Linked DNA regions of Homo sapiens: region 2 is linked to region 1. Evidence: read pairs that join two places in POLR2A ChIA-PET (ENCODE). Cell type or tissue: MCF 10A. All regions are shown on one strand. Links, peaks and the distances in the headings refer to the core of each region. The heading gives the core; the rest is flanking DNA.

The links. ChIA-PET counts read pairs that join two places held together with the same protein. Peaks named below come from ENCODE experiments on the same cell type or tissue, not always from the same donor. Only the 100,000 strongest peaks of a DNase experiment are listed, where the experiment ranks them.
Region 2: POLR2A ChIA-PET joins it to region 1 with 11 read pairs; 18 of 35 experiments call an interaction of 5 or more read pairs at or near these places.

Annotation. Positions count from the first base shown.
Region 1 is chr10:73,883,839-73,892,165 of GRCh38, reverse strand. It overlaps LOC124902454 (a long non-coding RNA gene), which reads left to right and starts at 2,703. Exons shown (of 2, transcript XR_007062196.1): 1 at 2,703-2,939; 2 at 3,497-3,704. RefSeq lists enhancers at 3,258-3,337, 2,794-3,752, 3,899-4,617, 3,781-4,980, 5,912-6,021. In MCF 10A, for the core only: a CTCF peak has its summit at 5,905 (motif pointing left); DNase peaks (open chromatin) are centred at 2,945, 4,265, 4,595, 5,895 and 1 weaker place.
Region 2 is chr10:73,962,536-73,970,862 of GRCh38, reverse strand. No RefSeq gene overlaps it. Among named protein-coding and RNA genes, the nearest start is that of VCL, 31 kb to the left of the region's middle. RefSeq lists silencers at 2,278-2,572, 4,458-4,752 and enhancers at 3,117-3,701, 3,702-4,287, 4,288-4,872, 2,894-6,764. In MCF 10A, for the core only: no CTCF peak of the experiment used is centred there; DNase peaks (open chromatin) are centred at 1,122, 4,592 and 5,382.

The DNA.
Region 1 (8,327 bases), core at 212-8,211:
AGAGATGGTTTCACCACATTGCGCAGGCTGGTCTTGAACTTCTGGACTCAAGCAATCCTCCGAATTAGCCTCCCAAAGTGCTGGGATTATAGGCATGAGCCACTGTGCCCAGCAAGTCAACATATTTTGGAATCACTGGGCTAGCTGTATCATGTAATGCATAGAAGAATAGGAAACAAACTATTGGAAACAGAGACAGTGGGATTCAGAGCTGTAGTGGAGTAGACTACACACAGACATAAACCAGGAGTCGTGAACGTGAGCACCCACGAAGCTGTACAGGTAATATAAAGAGGGAAGCAGGCTGAGTGCAGTTCTTGACTTTCCTAAAGGAGCAACTGCTGCTCAGCTTTCACTGATTATTGCCACGTGGGAGCTGAAGACCAGTTTTGCTAGGTCTTCTGTATTGTAGCAGATCCTGTCAGTGCCAGCTTCCTCTGGCCTCTGGAGCCCACTCTTCCCTCCTGCACAGTAGGCTGGAAGTTCCCCAGGAGTTACCACTGCCATTACCCTTCCTCCCCTACACCACATCAGCGCCCAACCAGTGACTGATGAGTTTGGTGGATAAATACCCTAATGCCCTTGCCTCTCAGGTGAGAAAACTTTGAGATACATGTTGGACACTTTTCCCAGAGTTCTCCAGGAAAATTAAGCTCCAGCTGCCCATATACTCCTTCCTTGAAACCTCACCCTTATTGACTGTCTCAATTCCTTTCTGTAATTTTTTTTTTCTTCAGACGGAGTCTTGCTCTGTCATCCAGACTGGAGTGCAGTGGCGTGATCTCAGCTCGCTGCCACCTCCGTCTCCCAGATTCGAGCGATTCTCCTGTCTCAGCCTCCGAAGTAGCTGGGATTACAGGTGCCCGTCACCAGGCCTGGCTAATTTTTGTATTTTTTGTAGACACAGTGTTTTGCCATGTTGGCCGGGCTGCTCTCAAACTCCTGACCTCAAATGATCTGCCCACCTTGGTCTCCCAAAGTGCTGGGATTACAGGAGTGAGCCACTGCACTTGGCCTTTTTTTTTTTTTTTTTTTTTTGAGGCACATTCTCACTCTGTTGCCCAGGCTGGAGTGCAGTGGTGCAATCACAGCTCCCAGGCTCAAGCAATTCTCCTACCTCAGCCTCCCAAGTAGCTGGAACTACAAGCATGTGCTACCACGCCCAGCTAATTTTTAAATGTTTTTGTAGAGACAGGGTCTCACTATGTTGCCCAGCTTGTCTCAAACTTCTGGGCTCAAGCGAGCCTCCTGCCTTGGCCTCTCAAAGTGCTCGAATTACAGGCATGAACCTCTGCACCCAGCTCCCACTTTCTTTCTCTGTCTCACTTCCCCACTCCCTTACTGCAGTTTCCTGGAATTAACTCCCAAATAAACTACTTGGTACTGAACCCCCCTCCCAAATAAACTACTTGGTACTGAAGCCTTGTAGCAGGGTCTGCTTCTGAGAAAAATCAACCTAAGGACACCAAATGTTAAGATATTTGAAATCTGGGTTTGTTTTGTTTTGATTTTGGTTTTGTTAGAGACAGGGTCTCATTCTGTCACGAAGGCTGGAGTGTAGTGGCACAATCACAGCTCACTGCAGCCTCGACTTCCTGGCTCAAGGGATGCTCCTCCCAAGTAGCTAGAATTATAGGCACGCACTACTGCACTTGGCTAATTTTTTTTTTTTTGGTAGAGGTGGGGTCTTGCTATGTTGCCCAGGCTGGTCTTGAACTCCTCACCTCAAGCGATATTTCTGCCTCGGCCTCCCAAAGTGCTGGAAGTGCAGGTATGAGCCACTATGCCCAGCTGAAACCTGGATTTTTTAATGTTAAATTTTCCCAATTAAAACAGTACATGTTAACAAAATCAGGTCTGGGGTCTACATTTGACCAACAGACCATCAGTTTGGGATTCTGACATAAGCTAATACTTCATCTGTCTTTCTTATAGTAACCACCCAGCAAAGGAACACACGTACTAAAGAAGGTGTTTTAGAAAAAGCTGGAGGATGGCCAGGTGCGGTGGCTCACACCAGTAATCCCAGCAATTTGGGAGCCCGAGGTGGGTGGATCATCTGAGGTCAGGAGTTCAAGACCAGCCTGGCCGCTTTTACCAAAAAATACAAATATTAGCTGGGTGTGGTGGTAGGCACCTGTAGTCCTAGCTACTCAAGAGGCTGAAGCATGAGAATCGCTTGAGCCTGGGAGAAGGAGATTGCAGTGAGCCAAGATCATCAGGCCACTGCACTCCAGCCTGGGCAACAGAGTGAGACTCTGTCTCAAAAAAAAAAAAAAAAAAAAGAAAGAGCTGGATGAGGCCAGGCGTGGTGGCTCACATCTGTAATCCCAGCACTTTGGGAGGACAAAGCAGGAGGATCATTTGAGGTCAGGAGTTCAAGACCAGCCTGGCCAACATGGTGAAACCCTGTCTCTACTAAAAATACAAAAAATTAGTCAGGCATGGTGGCGTGTGCCTGTAATCCCAGCTCCTCAGGAGGCTGAGGAGAATCACAAGAATCACTTGGGCCTGGGAAGTGGAGGTTGCAGTGAGCCAAGATCACGCCACTGCATTCCAGTTGGGGCGACAGAGGGAGATGATGAGACAAAGAAAAGGGAAGGGAAGGGAAGGGAAGGGAAGGGGAGGAGAAGGGAGGGAAGGGGAGGAGAAGGGAGGGGAGGGGAGGGGAAGGGAAGGGGAGGGAAGGGAAGGGAAGGAAAGGAAAAGAAAAGAAAAAGAGAAAGAAAGAAGGAAAGAAAAGAAAACAAAAGAGCTGGATGAGAAAGTTCTAAAGGTAGAGACTCGTGCCACATGCAAATGGCGACTTAACATCGGGTCAATTAGAGAAGGACTAGGCAATGATGAGTGTTCTGCTAGAGCGGCAAGAAATGCCCGTGGCTCCCTGCTGCAAGCTTCCTCATTTGAATCAGGCCTTGGCAGCCACCACACCCACCAGGGTAAGTCATATGAAGGCCCCATGGGAAATCCCAGAGCCTAGCTAGGCCCAGTGGCCCACAGGCAGGCACTCCAGCAGCTGCACACTAAACTGGTTCTGTAGTCACAATGACAAGCCAGGGCCTGCTCGTCACAGGGTCCTCAGAATCAGGGTTTTCCGGTACCCAGTCCACAACCTTCCCTGGGGCCACAGTTGCAGCTGCTGTTCCCTGTGATATTAGCTCAGCTCACCTGGCCTCTTGGCACGAGGGAAGTTCCCAAGAGCGCAGGGGTGAGGACCTGGTCGAGGGAGCAGTAAGCCCCCTCCTCTGGCACCTCTAGCCAAGCCAGCTTTCTAGGTAGTCATCCAATTCAGCCACACAAAGTGCTGACAGGAGGAACTGTCATCCTGGGGCTGCATAAAGGAAGATAGGCCAGACCCTGGAGGGCAGAGGGCTGCACCTGGCTGGGATGCCCAGACGGGCCCATGGGTGACAGACAGCACCTTATGCCCCAAGCTCAGTTTCTAGCAGTGTTTGCAGAGCCTGTGCTATTTTAGGTTTCTTTGTCATCATTGCAGGCAAACTGGACTGGAGGAGTCTGATTAGAAGAGAAAGAACCGGTTTAACAGAGCTAGGGTGATGGGGGTTGCTTCCCGGAGCTGGCACCATAGCACCAGGCAGAAGAGCGGGTGTCAATGCTTCCGAGGCTCAAGACTGGTTTAAGATTATGGCATTGGGTTTCAGAGCAACTTGTCAGAATAAAGGAGGCAAAGAGGAGGACTTTGAGCTTCAGGAGCCAGAGGCTATAATTTCTGTCTCAGGAATAATGATGACAACAATAATACCCTTATTATAAATGTGCTTTATAATATACAAGATACCTTCATAGACATTATCTCATTTGATCCTTACTGCAGCCCTATGAGGCAAGCAGATATTCTTCATCGCATCTTAAATATAAGGAATCTAAGTCTCACCCAGGTAAGTGACTTGCCCAAGGTCACAGTCTTAAGAAAGTGGCAATGGCAGGGCCTGCATCAATGTAGAAAGGGGTTTGGGGAACCTAGACCTGCATAGCTAGAGGTCTTTGCAGGAAGAAAGGAACTCAGAGAATGAATGGGGAGCCCTGGCCTTCTGCTGATGGCCCCAGGAAATATGGGGCTTCATGGCTCTGTGGCCTGAGAAGTGACCCCATACACAGCCTGCTAGTGGTCTGGGCATGCAGGGCCATCACAGCGGGCCCCCAGGCAGCTTCATCTCCTCTCTTGGCTGGCGGGTGGGAAGGGTTTTTCTGTTCCCCTAATGCCGCCCCCTGAGTCAGCTCTCTGGCATTGCCCTGGCATGTCCTGGGCCCCACGCCCAGGCAGTGAGGAGGTGCTGGCAGATTGCCCAGGGAATGCTGCTGTCTTAACTTAAGCCAAATCCTAATTACGACCCCCTTCCCGGAGGCAACCCAATAATAGCTGCATTGGGGGCTGTAACTTGTAGGCACAGGGTGAGTCTCCCCTGCCCCTTGGGCTTTCTGGCACAGGTGTCACTGGGCACCCACCTTTACCTGACGGCTGCAGCCCTGGAGGGAATGCAGGGAACAAATCCATTTTATAGACTTTGGCTGAGCCAGGCTCCCACCCCAGGGCCCTGCTTGGGTTTCTGGTCACATCCAAATAGCTACGGAGGGAGTTGCTTTTGGACAGAATGGAGGAAAACAGAGCCAAGACTCCAGCCTGAAGCCGCCTCAGCTGTTTCTGGGGCTCTGACTCAGAAGCTGCTTCTCAGGAATGTGGAGCACTGGGGCCTCTGAGACCCTTGTCCAGGCACAGCGGAATGAACAACTGGGTGGAGGGGATGTTTCACTCTTCTCTGTCTTTTCTGAAAACACCCGCACACAGAAACTCACCACTGGGCAGGCTGAGAGCTCCTCCAGGAAGGAAGCCTTCCCGGACTCCCTCAGACCCCAGGGATCTATCCCTGGAAATGGCCACGGGCAGCCACAACTTGCACTTAGAAAAATGCGGCACTGCACGGGAGTCTGTCTCTATCCCTCTGTATCTTATCTCCCCAACTCTGTTGTGACTTCCTTGACCTCATGCTTCTGAGTGAAAAAGAGTGCCCTGAATATCACATTCATTTGACAAACATGTTGACTGACAGATAATCTGAGAAAAAGGAAGAAATAAATAAACAAAAAGAGGCAAAGATAAATCAGTGAGAAAGTAAGCAGGCAGATCACAACCCAAAGTCTGGGGAATCTGCTTCACTTCCCAAGCAAAGCTCCCAGGCCACCTGGAGAAGGAAGAGCAGGAAGGCTGTGTCGAGGTGGCCTGGTACTTCCTTGTCCCCAGCACCCACTCCAGCCCCAGATGCCCTCAGATCTACCAGAAGACACTGGAGATCCTTATACCTCCTGAAAGGAGGGGTTCTGCAGTGATTCTCCAAATGTGGATGATTTTCTTTTCTCTGCTTCTGGCCTTACTTCCTTGCCCTAAAGCAAGTAGGTGTCTCATGGGATAATTCACAGTGAAATGAGACATAGAGAGAACTAACCCTGGAGGAGAAATCATGTCAGCAGTTTATCACACAATGCATTGATTTTAGATTTGTCTGTGTACCTCATTAGATCATAAGAGCTGGGAGAGTAGAGAAGGGAGGTCTTGTTCACCAAACTAGTCCCAGAGTATAGCACCCTGCCTAGTACACAGAAGGTGCTCAGTTGGGTGCCCCATATACATTTGTTGATTTGGCTCATTGAGGGGCACCTGGAACCTGCCAGAACACTCCTGTTATCTAGCTGGCATCAGCAACTTTTATTCTGGAGCTCATTCCATGTCTGAGATCTAGTGATCTACTGGAAGAAACCATAGCTGGAGGCACCAATAATGGACTGTGGGGCCTTGGGTTCTAAGACAGACTTGGTGCTGGAAATGACCCCTGGGGTGGAGTGGGCTGAGTAATCTGGTAGCTCTCCGGCTCTCTAAAACTGGGTCTAAGGCGGCCTCTAGTGGACAAGCAGAATCACTGCCCGTTTGGGGTGGAGACCTAGCCTCCTCACTTCTGTGGCCCGCACCATCTCCAGGTTCTCCATCCTTGGGCCCAGAGTGGAAAGCATTCAAGATGGCACCACCACCAATATAAGCGGCCCATATCAGAACAGGATCCATCCAACGGACAGACCCGTTAAAAAGCACTCACTGTGTATAGCACACAGTGCTTGGCCACAAGATATGAGGAGAAGGAGATATAAGGAGGAGAAGACTAGGGCTCTGCTTTTAAGGGACCTATGATCTAAATGAGAAGTTAAAACCAAAATTTTAAGAAAGCAAACAGCAAGCCCATAATTAGGTGCCAACCATTTCAAGGGGTGAGTTCAGAGAATCAGCGCAATCTCATCTGTAAAATGAGAATACCAAAACTTACCCTTAGGGTTGTTATGATGATTAAAATGAGATAGTAGGGAGAAAATATGGCATTATTGTTGTTGTTGTTCAAGCAATCTATGTTCAACATAAGAAATTTATTATTTGTGGCCGGGCGCAGTGGCTCACGCCTGTAATCCCAGCACTTTGGGAGGCCGAGGTGGGGCGATCAAGAGGTCAGGAGATAGAGACCATTCTGGCTAACACAGTGAAACCCCATCTCTACTAAAAATACAAAAAAATTAGCCGGGCGTGGTGGTGGGCGCCTGCAGTCCCAGCTACTCAGGAGGCTGAGGCAGGAAAATGGCATGAACCCGGGAGGCAGAGCTTGCAGTGAGCCGAGATCACGCCGCTGCACTCCAGCCTGGGCGACAGAGTGAGACTCCGTCTCAAAAAAAAAAAAAAGAAGAAATTTATTATTTGTGTTTGTTTGTTTGTGTTTGTTGTTGTTGTTTTTTGGGACGGAGTCTGGCTCTGTTGCCCAGGCTGGAGTGCATTGTTGCAATCTCGGCTCACTGCAACCTCCGCCTCTCGGGTTCAAGTGATTCTCCTGCCTCAGCCTCCTAAGTAACTGGGATTACAGGCATGCGCTACCATGCCCGGCTAATTTTTGTATTTTTAGTAGAGATGAGGTTTCACCATGTTGGCCAGGATGGTCTCGATCTCTTGGCCTCGTGATCCTTCCACCTTGGCCTCCCAAAGTGCTGGGATTATAGGCGTAAGCCACTGTGCCCAGCTGCTAATTTTCGTATCTTTAGTAGAGATGGGGTTTCACCATGTTGGCAAGGCTGCTCTCAAACTCCTGACCTCAAGTGCTGGGACCTCAAGTGCCTCCCAAAGTGGCTTCCTGAGGGCAGGGACATCACCTCTTTTGTTCACTCCTTTTTTTTTTTGAGACAGAGTATTGCTTTGTCACCCAGGCTGGAGTGCACTGGCGTGATCTCTGCTCACTGCAACCTCCACCTCCTGGGTTCAATCAATTCTCCTGTCTCAGTCAAATAGCTAAGACTGCAGGCGCACGCCACCATACCCGGCTAATTTTTGTATTTTTAATAGAGACGGGGTTTCACCATATTGGTCAGGGTGGTCTCGAACTCCTGACCTCAGGTGATCCACCTGCCTCAGCCTCCTAAAGTGCTGGAATTACAGGCGTGAGCCACCGCGACCAGCCTTGTTCACTACTATATCCCCAGCACTGAGACAATGTCCCATTAATATTTCTTTTTTTTTTTTTAAGACGGAGTTTTGCTCTTCTTGCCCAAGCTGGAATGCAATGGCGCAATCTCGACTCACTGCAACCTCCGCCTCCCGCGTTCAAGCAATTCTCCTGCCTCAGCCTCCTGAGTAACTGGGATTACAGGCATGCACTACCATGCCCGGCTAATTTTGTATTTTTAGTAGACATAGGTTTTCTCCGTGTTGGTCAGGCTGGTCTTGAACTCCCGACCTCAGGTGATCCACCCACCTCGGCCTCTCAAAGTGCTGGGATTACAGGTGTGAGCCACTGCACTTGGCCAATATTTCTTAAAAAGGAAGAAAAAGAGATAGGGAAGGAAGGAAGGGAGGGAAGGAAGGGAAGAAAGGGAAAGAAAGGAAGGAAAGGAAGGAAAGGAGGGAGGGAGGGAGGAAATAAAAAAAAGGTAGAGAAAGAAAGAGAAAAAGAAAGAGGAAAATGAATAAAATGGGTCAGCAAAGTTAGAAGGAGGGCTACTGCAGAAACTCGGGAGGCTGAGGAAGGCCTAGTCCAGGATGGTGGGAGGGAAATAAAAAAGAAGAGATGGATACAAGGACATGTAAAGGGAAAAATATATAGGTGTCAGTTCCTAATGATATACAGGATGATAATGATAACAAGTACCATTTATTTAGCATCAGGCATCGAACCATTCACCTACAAATACTATCATTAAATTATTATAACAACCCTACAGTGAAAGTTACAACATCTTTATTTTACCAATGAGGAACATGAAGCTCAGGGAGCTTAGTTACCTTG
Region 2 (8,327 bases), core at 199-8,198, 79 kb before region 1:
TATTTTCTGTGTCTTTGAATTTACCTATTCTGGACATTTCGTATACATGGCATTATATGCTAAGTGGCTTTTTGTGCCAGACTTCTTTCACTTAGCATGAAGTTTTCAAGGATTGTCCATGTTGTAGCATGTAATCAGTACTCATCCATCTTAAGACTGAATAAAGGCTAGGCGTAGTGGCTCACGCCTGTAATCCCAGCACTTTGGGAGGCCAAAGTGGGCAGATCATGAGGTCAGGAGTTCGAGACCAGCCTAACCAACATGGTGAAACCCCATCTCTACTAAAAATACAAAAATTAGCCGGGCATGGTGGCACGTGCCTGTAATCCCAACTACTCAGGAGGCTCAGGCAGGAGAATCACTTGAACCCAGGAGGCGGAGGTTGCAATGAGCCAAGATCGCACCATTGCACCTAGGCAACAGAGTGAGACTCCATCTCAAAAAGAAAAAAAAAAAGACTGAATAATATTCCATTGTAGGGATGGATCACATTTTGTTTATCTGTTCATCAGTTGATGGGCATTTAGTTGGATGTTTCCATTTTTTGGCTATTGTTAATAAGGCTGGTATAAACATTTGTGTGAAAATTTTCGTGTGGACATGTTTTCATTTCCTTTGGGTATATATGTAGGAGTAGAATTGTTGAGTTACATGGTAACTCTACATTTAACCTTTTGAAGAACTGTCAGACTGTTTTCAAAAATGGCTGCACCATTTTACATCAAGGCTACTTATAACATTTACTTGGTCTGGGGTTAATTGATGTTCCATTTGGCTATGGACTTGGGAACAGGCTTTTGCTGTTCAGGTAAGAAACTTCTGTCAAAGTCAAAGTTTCTCTCTATATCACAATCCAAATTTAGCAATCTAAAAGAGTATGTGTTTTTCCACAGTTTTAAAAAATAAGACTATTAGTATTCTGTCTAGAAAGAAAAAGAGTAATTCTGCTTATCAAGTTTCCAGATTCCTTTAGCCTCTTATGGCACACTTGCCTCTTCTCACCGTAAGTGACTGTGTAGGCCTCAGGGGTAGATGGACTTAGGCACAGTGGTATAAATGAAAGGAGACTGCAATATGTCCTCTCGTCGTAGACCTATGCAGTCCCTGGCTGCCTGCCATAACACAATACCAAAGACTGGGTGGCTTAAGCAATAGGAACTTATTTATCATACTTCTAGAGGTGGGGAACTCCACCATCAAGGTGTTGGCTAATTCAGTTCCCCGGTGAGGGCTCTCTTCCTTGCCTCTTACAGACATCCACCTTCTCGATGTATCCTCACATGTTGTGGGCTGGAGGGAGCGACTGCCAGGGAGCAAGCTCTGTTCTCTGTTCCTCTTCTTATAAGGACACTAATCTCATCATGGGAGCCCTATCTTCATGACCTCATCTAAACCTAATTACCACCAAAAAGCCTCATCTCCAACCAAATACCATCACAATGGGGGTTAGGGCTTTGACAGATGAATTGTGAGGAAACATAAACATTTAGTCCATTACCCCTCCATGTTGCAACAAAGTTTTCCATTTCACTTGAAACAGCATCCCTGTTCACAGCAGTTACAAGTGCAGATGGGCCAATAAATGTCTTATTTTAGTCACTCACACCTAAGCATAAATTAGTTTTCTTTTCTTTTTTTTTTTTCTTTTTTTGAGATGGAGTTTCACTCTTGTTGCCCAGGCTAGAGTGCAACGGCTTGATCTTGGTTCACTGCAACCTCCGCCTCCCAGGTTCAAGTGATTCTCCTGCTTCAGCCTCCCAAGTAGCTGGGATTACAGGCACCCGCCACCACGACCAGCTAATTTTTTGTATTTTTAGTAAAGACGGGGTTTCACCATGTTGGCCCGGCTGGTCTTGAACTCTTGACCTCAGGTGATCCGCCCGCCTCAGCCTCCCAAAGTGCTGGAATTACAGGCGTGGGCCACTGCACCTGGCCTCTGAGCATAAATTAATACAAGCTTTCCTGTTCCTCTTAATCTCTGTTTAAGTACAATCAGCACAAACTAAGGGGTTCTGATAGTGGAGAAGGTACTGAAAAAGGATAGGAAAGGAGTAATTTTAGGGTCAATCTAGAATGTGCTACATGCATTACTTTGATTAGGTTATTTACTCCTCATAACAACTACATGAGCTAAGCACTATTATTTTTACTCAGAAAGAAAGGAAAAGGCTCAAAAAGTAACTTACTGAAGGCCATTTAGCAGATTGTATGTGTAGTGCTGGGATTTTACCCTAAATTTACTTAATTCTAGAGAATCAGAGCATCCTCCTTCTATCCTGAGTTGAGAGCCAACTCGGGCTGGGAAGGAGGTAGAGAGGGTAGGGGTGTATGCAAAAGCCAAACTTTGTCTTTTCTACACATTTTTTTCATGTCCCTGGTTGTCACAACCACTTGCTGGCAGCACCCCCGCCCCTCAGTGGTTTGGCTGTGCAGAAGTGCTAATAAGTCCCTAAATGCTTTCCAGCTTAGTGGAGCTACTGTACTCCCCTAAGTGAGGACGGCGGCAACAGTTGCTAACTGGGCCACACACACTCTGGCAAAACTTCCTTATTTGGAAAAGTCTTTTCCATCCTATTTGGGCAGAAAGAATACAATCTCACATTTAAGATAAACAAAATGCCTTGACCTACATCAGAAGGGGCACTCGAAAACACTAAAACCCAGCCAAACACCAAAAAGATCCGGTATATTCCTAGCTACTTCCCTTCAAGTGGAAGGTGGTGGGGGCAGGGCAATGCTCAGAGAGTTAAAAGAACATTCACGAATTCCTTTTTCTTTAACCCCAGAAGCTGTTCTAGTTAGCAATAAGCTTTGAATCTCAGTTATATGGAATTTAGCACACTTTTTACTAGAGTTAAGAAAATACACATTTTTAGATTGTTCATATCATTGAAGTTGGAAGAGGCCTGAGTGGCAGGACAGTATACTTCCTTGGGTATGATTTAGCATTGCTTTTAATACCCTGAGGAGAGGTTACATTTGAAAATACAAGACCAAGTAGGTATTTGCAGGGTGGGCCAGTGGGATCGACCTGAGTGTCCGCTCCTGTCACTCTTGGAAACTGTGACCAGCAGCAGCTTGTTAGAAAGATGAAAAGAGAAAACTTAAGTCTCAACTCTCCCCTTGCAGGGTGAACTTGGGCAAATGACTTAACCTCTCTGGGCCTCAGTGTGCTGGTGTCTGAAGAGGAGTTGACTAAATGACCTCCAACGGCCTTCCCTGTATTGGGGCATTCTTTTTATTTTTGAAACGGAGTCTCACCCAGGCTGGAGTGTAGTGGTGCAATCTCGGCTTACTCCAACCTCTGCCTCCTAGGTTCATGCGATTCTCCTGCCTCAGCCTCCGAGGAGCTGGGATTCAAGCGTGCACCACCATACTTGCCTAATTTTTGTATTTTTTTTTTTTTTTTTAGTAGAGATGGGGTTTCACCATGTTGCCCAGGCTGGTCTCAAACCCTGAGCTCAGGCAACCCGCCTGCCTTGGCCTCCCAAAATGCTGGGATTACAGGTATGAGTCACCACGCCTGGCCCCTTCCCAGTATGGGCATTCTATTTTGTGATTTCCATGATTGTGGAAAGGGCTTCTCTAGGCTTGGGTATGCAAAAGAACACATGGGTTTCCAGTGCCCTCTAGACCCACCCTGACTTCCCTCTTGGTCCTTTTGCTCCCTCAGCCCTTCCAGAGCTCAGCCCTTCCTGGGTCCTGGAGCGAACCCCTAAAAGCCCCATTGGTATGCAAAGCATAAGAAGCCTAATACCCTCCATACCTGAAGTCTGCTGTCACCACCTGGCCCCGGGTGATGATGATGAATTAAATCAGATAAAATAACTCTTATTGATATTAGCTAACATGTAACCCCCTTCCCCACAAAAATACCTTAAGAATAATTTGAATATATGTGCTTCCCCGTGAAAGGTCCTAAAATCTGCATTCCTCATTTCTTTTTTCTTTTTTTTTGAGATGGGGTCTCCCTCTGTCACCCAGGCTGGAGTGTAGTGGTGCGATCTCGGCTCACTGAAACGTATGCCTCCTGGGTTCAAACGATTCTCCCACCTCAGCCTCCTGAGTACCACCACAGCCCAGCGAATTTTTGTATTTTTAGTAGAGATGGGATTTCACCATATTGGTCAGGCTGATCTCGAACTCCCGACCTCAGGAGATCCACCCGCCTCGGCTTCCCAAAGTGCTGGGATTACAGGCATGAGCTACTGCGCCCGGCCTGCATTCTTCATTTCTGTGGGAAGGAGAGTGTTGATTGAATGGGCTTCCTGTGCCCCTCAAATTGCTTGAAAGTTAGGCTGCTTTCTCTGATCAGGGAAACTTGGAGAAGTTGTGTTATCTTGGCAGGAATATTGCAAAATCAAGATGGATATTTTGTTTTCTTCTGCATTAATCTGCAGCTAATGCCAGTGAACATTATCTGTGTTTAATTACATTCGCTAACCAACTGACACAACTTCCCCTGGGAAGAAGCTTATCCGACTCTGACTCATGCTTTACAACATGTTGGATTTGAGGAAATGGATAATATACGCCCTGCTGGCTTTGGAATTTTAAACAGAAACCCACATGCCGCCGAGTCTCCGGCTTACTCCCAAATATGGGAGAATCTGTGCCCCAGCAAGGGTGCAGGAGGCATGCTCAGTGTGACAAAAGGCAAAACCTGTGGTGTGTGCGGGGAGGGCCAGAGCCAGCAGCCACTTAAAGGAGAAGGAACAACTGCAGGGAAGGGAAGGGAGGCCAACATCCCAAGGCACTTTTCTAGAGTTAGCTTGATTATGTCATGGTAGTGAATGTCTGATTGAAAGTAAAACGTATCCCCAGCATCAGGGGCCAAAGAGGGACTGACCTTTAGAGGCGTTTAGAGCAGTACTCACAGGCACAGCACTTCTGAATTGGACGAGATGATACAAGCCTTGTGCTGGGCTAGCTGGGTCACCCTGAACCAGGTGAGAAACCTCCTGGTAGCCAGGGTGCCCCAGGATTCTCTAAGAAATAGAGCTGTCCCAGAACACAGCGATTGGGGTCATTTTTCTTGTGTCTGAACCAGGAGGGAGGGGGCAGTATTCCACCTCCCCCTCCTGCTATGGCTGAGCCCCTCCACCCCCGCAAACTCTCTTCCCTTCTGTGCCGTCCTTGTGCTTCTTCTCCTTAAAAAACCTTTATTGGGGCTGGGCACAGTGGCTCATGTCTGTAATCCCAGCACTTTGGGAGGCTGAGGCCGGTGGATCACCTGAGGTCAGGAGTTCGAGACTAGCCTGGCCAACATGGTGAAACCCCGTGTCTACTAAAAATAAAAAAATTAGCTGGGCATGGTGGTGCAGTTGCCTATAATCCCAGCTACTCTGGAGGGTGGGGCAGGAAGAACTGCTTGAACCCAGGAGGCAGAGGTTGCAGTGAGTCACGATTGTCCCACTGCACTCCAGCCTGGGCCACAGAGTGAGACTCTGTCTCAAATAAAAATAAAAAAAAAAGGCTGGGCTCAGTGGCTCATGCCTGTAATCCCAGCACTTTAGGAGGCCAAGGCGGCGGATCACCTGAGTTCGGGAGTTCGAGACCAGCCTGACCAACATGGAGAAACCCCGTCCCTACTAAAAATACAAAATTAGCAGGGCGTGATGGCGCATGTCCGTAATCCCAGCTACTTGGGAGGCAAGGCAGGAGAATCACTTGAATCCCAGAGGTGGAGGTTGCGTTGAGCCGAGATTGCTCCATTGCACTCCAGCCTGAGCAACAAGAACAAAACTCCATCTCAAAAAGAAAAGAAAAGAAAAACAACCCAATGATATAAAAATATAATAATAATCATTCCCATTTAAAGCATTTTCTTTGCATCAGACACCATACTAAAGCACTTAATGTGCATCATTTTGGCCAGGGGCCATGGCATATGTCTATAATCCCAAAGCTTTGGCAGGCCAAGGCAAGAGGATGGCTTTAGGCTAGAAGGTTGAGACAAGTCTGGGCGACATAGTGAGACCCCATCCCTACAAAAAGCAGAAAAAATTTGCCAGGCATAGTGGCACATGTCTATAGTCCCAGCTACTGAAGAGGATGAAGCAGGAGGATTGCTTGAACCCAGGAATTCAAGACTGCAGTGAGCTATGACGGGGCACACCACTCAAGCCTGGGTGACAGAGCCAGACCCTAACTCTTAAAAAAAAATGCATAGTTTAATTCAAACTTCTCAATATCCCTATGAAGTAAGTATATTATCATCCTTATTTACAGGTAAGAACATTAAAATTCATACAAGTGAAGTAAGTTGCCCAAGACCACACAGCTAGTACATGCAAAGCTGAGATTTAAACCCAGGTGGTAGGCTGGGCGCCGTGGCTCACGCCTGTAATCCCAGCACTTTGGGAGGCCAAGGCGGGCAGATCACTCGAGGTCAGGAGTTTAAGACCAACCTGGCCAACATGGTGAAACCCTGTCTCTACTAAAAATACAAAAAAATTAGCCAGGCGGGTCGTGGGCGCCTGTAATCTCCGCTACTCAGGAGGCTGAGGTGGGAGAGTTGCTTGAACCCAGGAGGTGGAGGTTGCAGTGAGCTGAAATCATGCCACTGTACTCCAGCCTGGGTGACAGAGCAAGACTGCATCTCAATAAAAAATAAAAATAAAAAATAAACCCAGGTGGTTGCTCTCCAAAGGTTGTGTGCGTCAGCTACATGTGCTGCCTTGAGAGGTACAAGAAATAGAAAAATATCAACTGCAACCCACTACTTAAAGATAATCATTGTTATCATGCTTCCAGACCTCTCTTTATACACATATGCCTGGTTTTATCCTGATTTCAGTAGAATAAAATCTAGGGTTGGTTAAACCTCCAGAAAGAGAGTGAATGAATTGTCCAGTGCAATTTATCCGATTTCTCCTCTCCTTTAAAAGCTCTAGCTCAAGGAATCTGCACTTGGGACTGAGTCCACTCTCCTGGTCTCCAAGAGGCTCAGGTGTTTTGCTGGATGCACCATCCCAAGCACACAGTAAGCACTCAATAAATTCTCTCCAATTGCATTGTGAGGGACAGGTTCTTCTGTCAGGGAGCATAGCTTCTGCTCCCACGAGCATATTTAAGAGTTGCAAGGCTGGACACGATGGCTCACAGTACTCTGGGAGTATTGTGGGAGGCCAAGGTGGGCGGATCACCTGAGGTCGGGAATTCGAAACCAGCCTGGCCAACATGGCGAAACCCCAACTCTACTAAAAATACAAAAATTGGTTGGGCGCAGTGGCTCACACCTGTAATCCCATCACTTTGGGAGGCCGAGGCGGGCGGATCGCCTGAGGTCGGGAATTCCAGACCAGCCTGACCAACATGGAGAAACCCTGTCTCTACTAAAAATACAAAATTAGCAGGGCGTGGTGGCACATGCCTGTAATCCCAGCTACTTGGCAGATCGAGGCAGGAGAATCGCTTGAACCTGGGAGGCGGAGGTTGCAGTGAGCCAAGATCGCACCATTGCACTCCAGCCTGGGCGACAAGAGTGAAACACCATCTCAAAAAAGCAAAACAAAACAAAACAAACAAACAAAAAACAAAAATTAGCCAGGTGTGGTGGCACATGCCTGTAATCCCAGCTACTTGGGAGGCTGAGGCATGAGAATCGCTTGAACCCGGGAGGTGGAGGTTGCAATGAGCCCAAATGGTGTCACTGCACTCCAGCCTGGGCAACAAAGTGAGACTCTGTCTCAAAAAAAAAAAAAAAAAAAAAAAAAAAAAAAGCCGGGCGCGGTGGCTCATGCCTGTAATCCCAGCACTTTGGGAGGCCGAGGCGGGCGGATCACGAGGTCAGGAGATCGAGACCATCCTGGTTAACACGGTGAAACCCCGTCTCTACTAAAAATACAAAAAATTAGCCGGGCGAGGTGGTGGGCGCCTGTAGTCCCAGCTACTTGGGAGGCTGAGGCAGGAGAATGGCGTGAACCCGGGAGGCGGAGCTTGCAGTGAGCCGAGATCACGCCACTGCACTCTGGCCTGGGCGAAAGAGCGAGACTCCGTCTCAAAAAAAAAAAAATAAAAAAAAGCGTTGTGGGTTCTTTTGCCCCTCCAGATGGTGCTGGTGCTGGAGCCAAGTAAAGAACCACTTGCCCCAGTGAGCCTAGAAGACACAGGCATGCCATCACTCAGAGAGCAAAACTGATCCTACTACTGTAGTCCCATTTAAAGCCCTTGGTGCATTTATAATCCTGTCTTTCTCATGGCTGCTGATGAGGAGGGAAGCTTTGGGGACAAAGATGGACACAGGCCAGGTTGTATATGTGTATTCTGGGAGTTGGGGGAGCGAAGTTACTGTAGCAAAACCTGGATTCAATGGCACTTCTGGA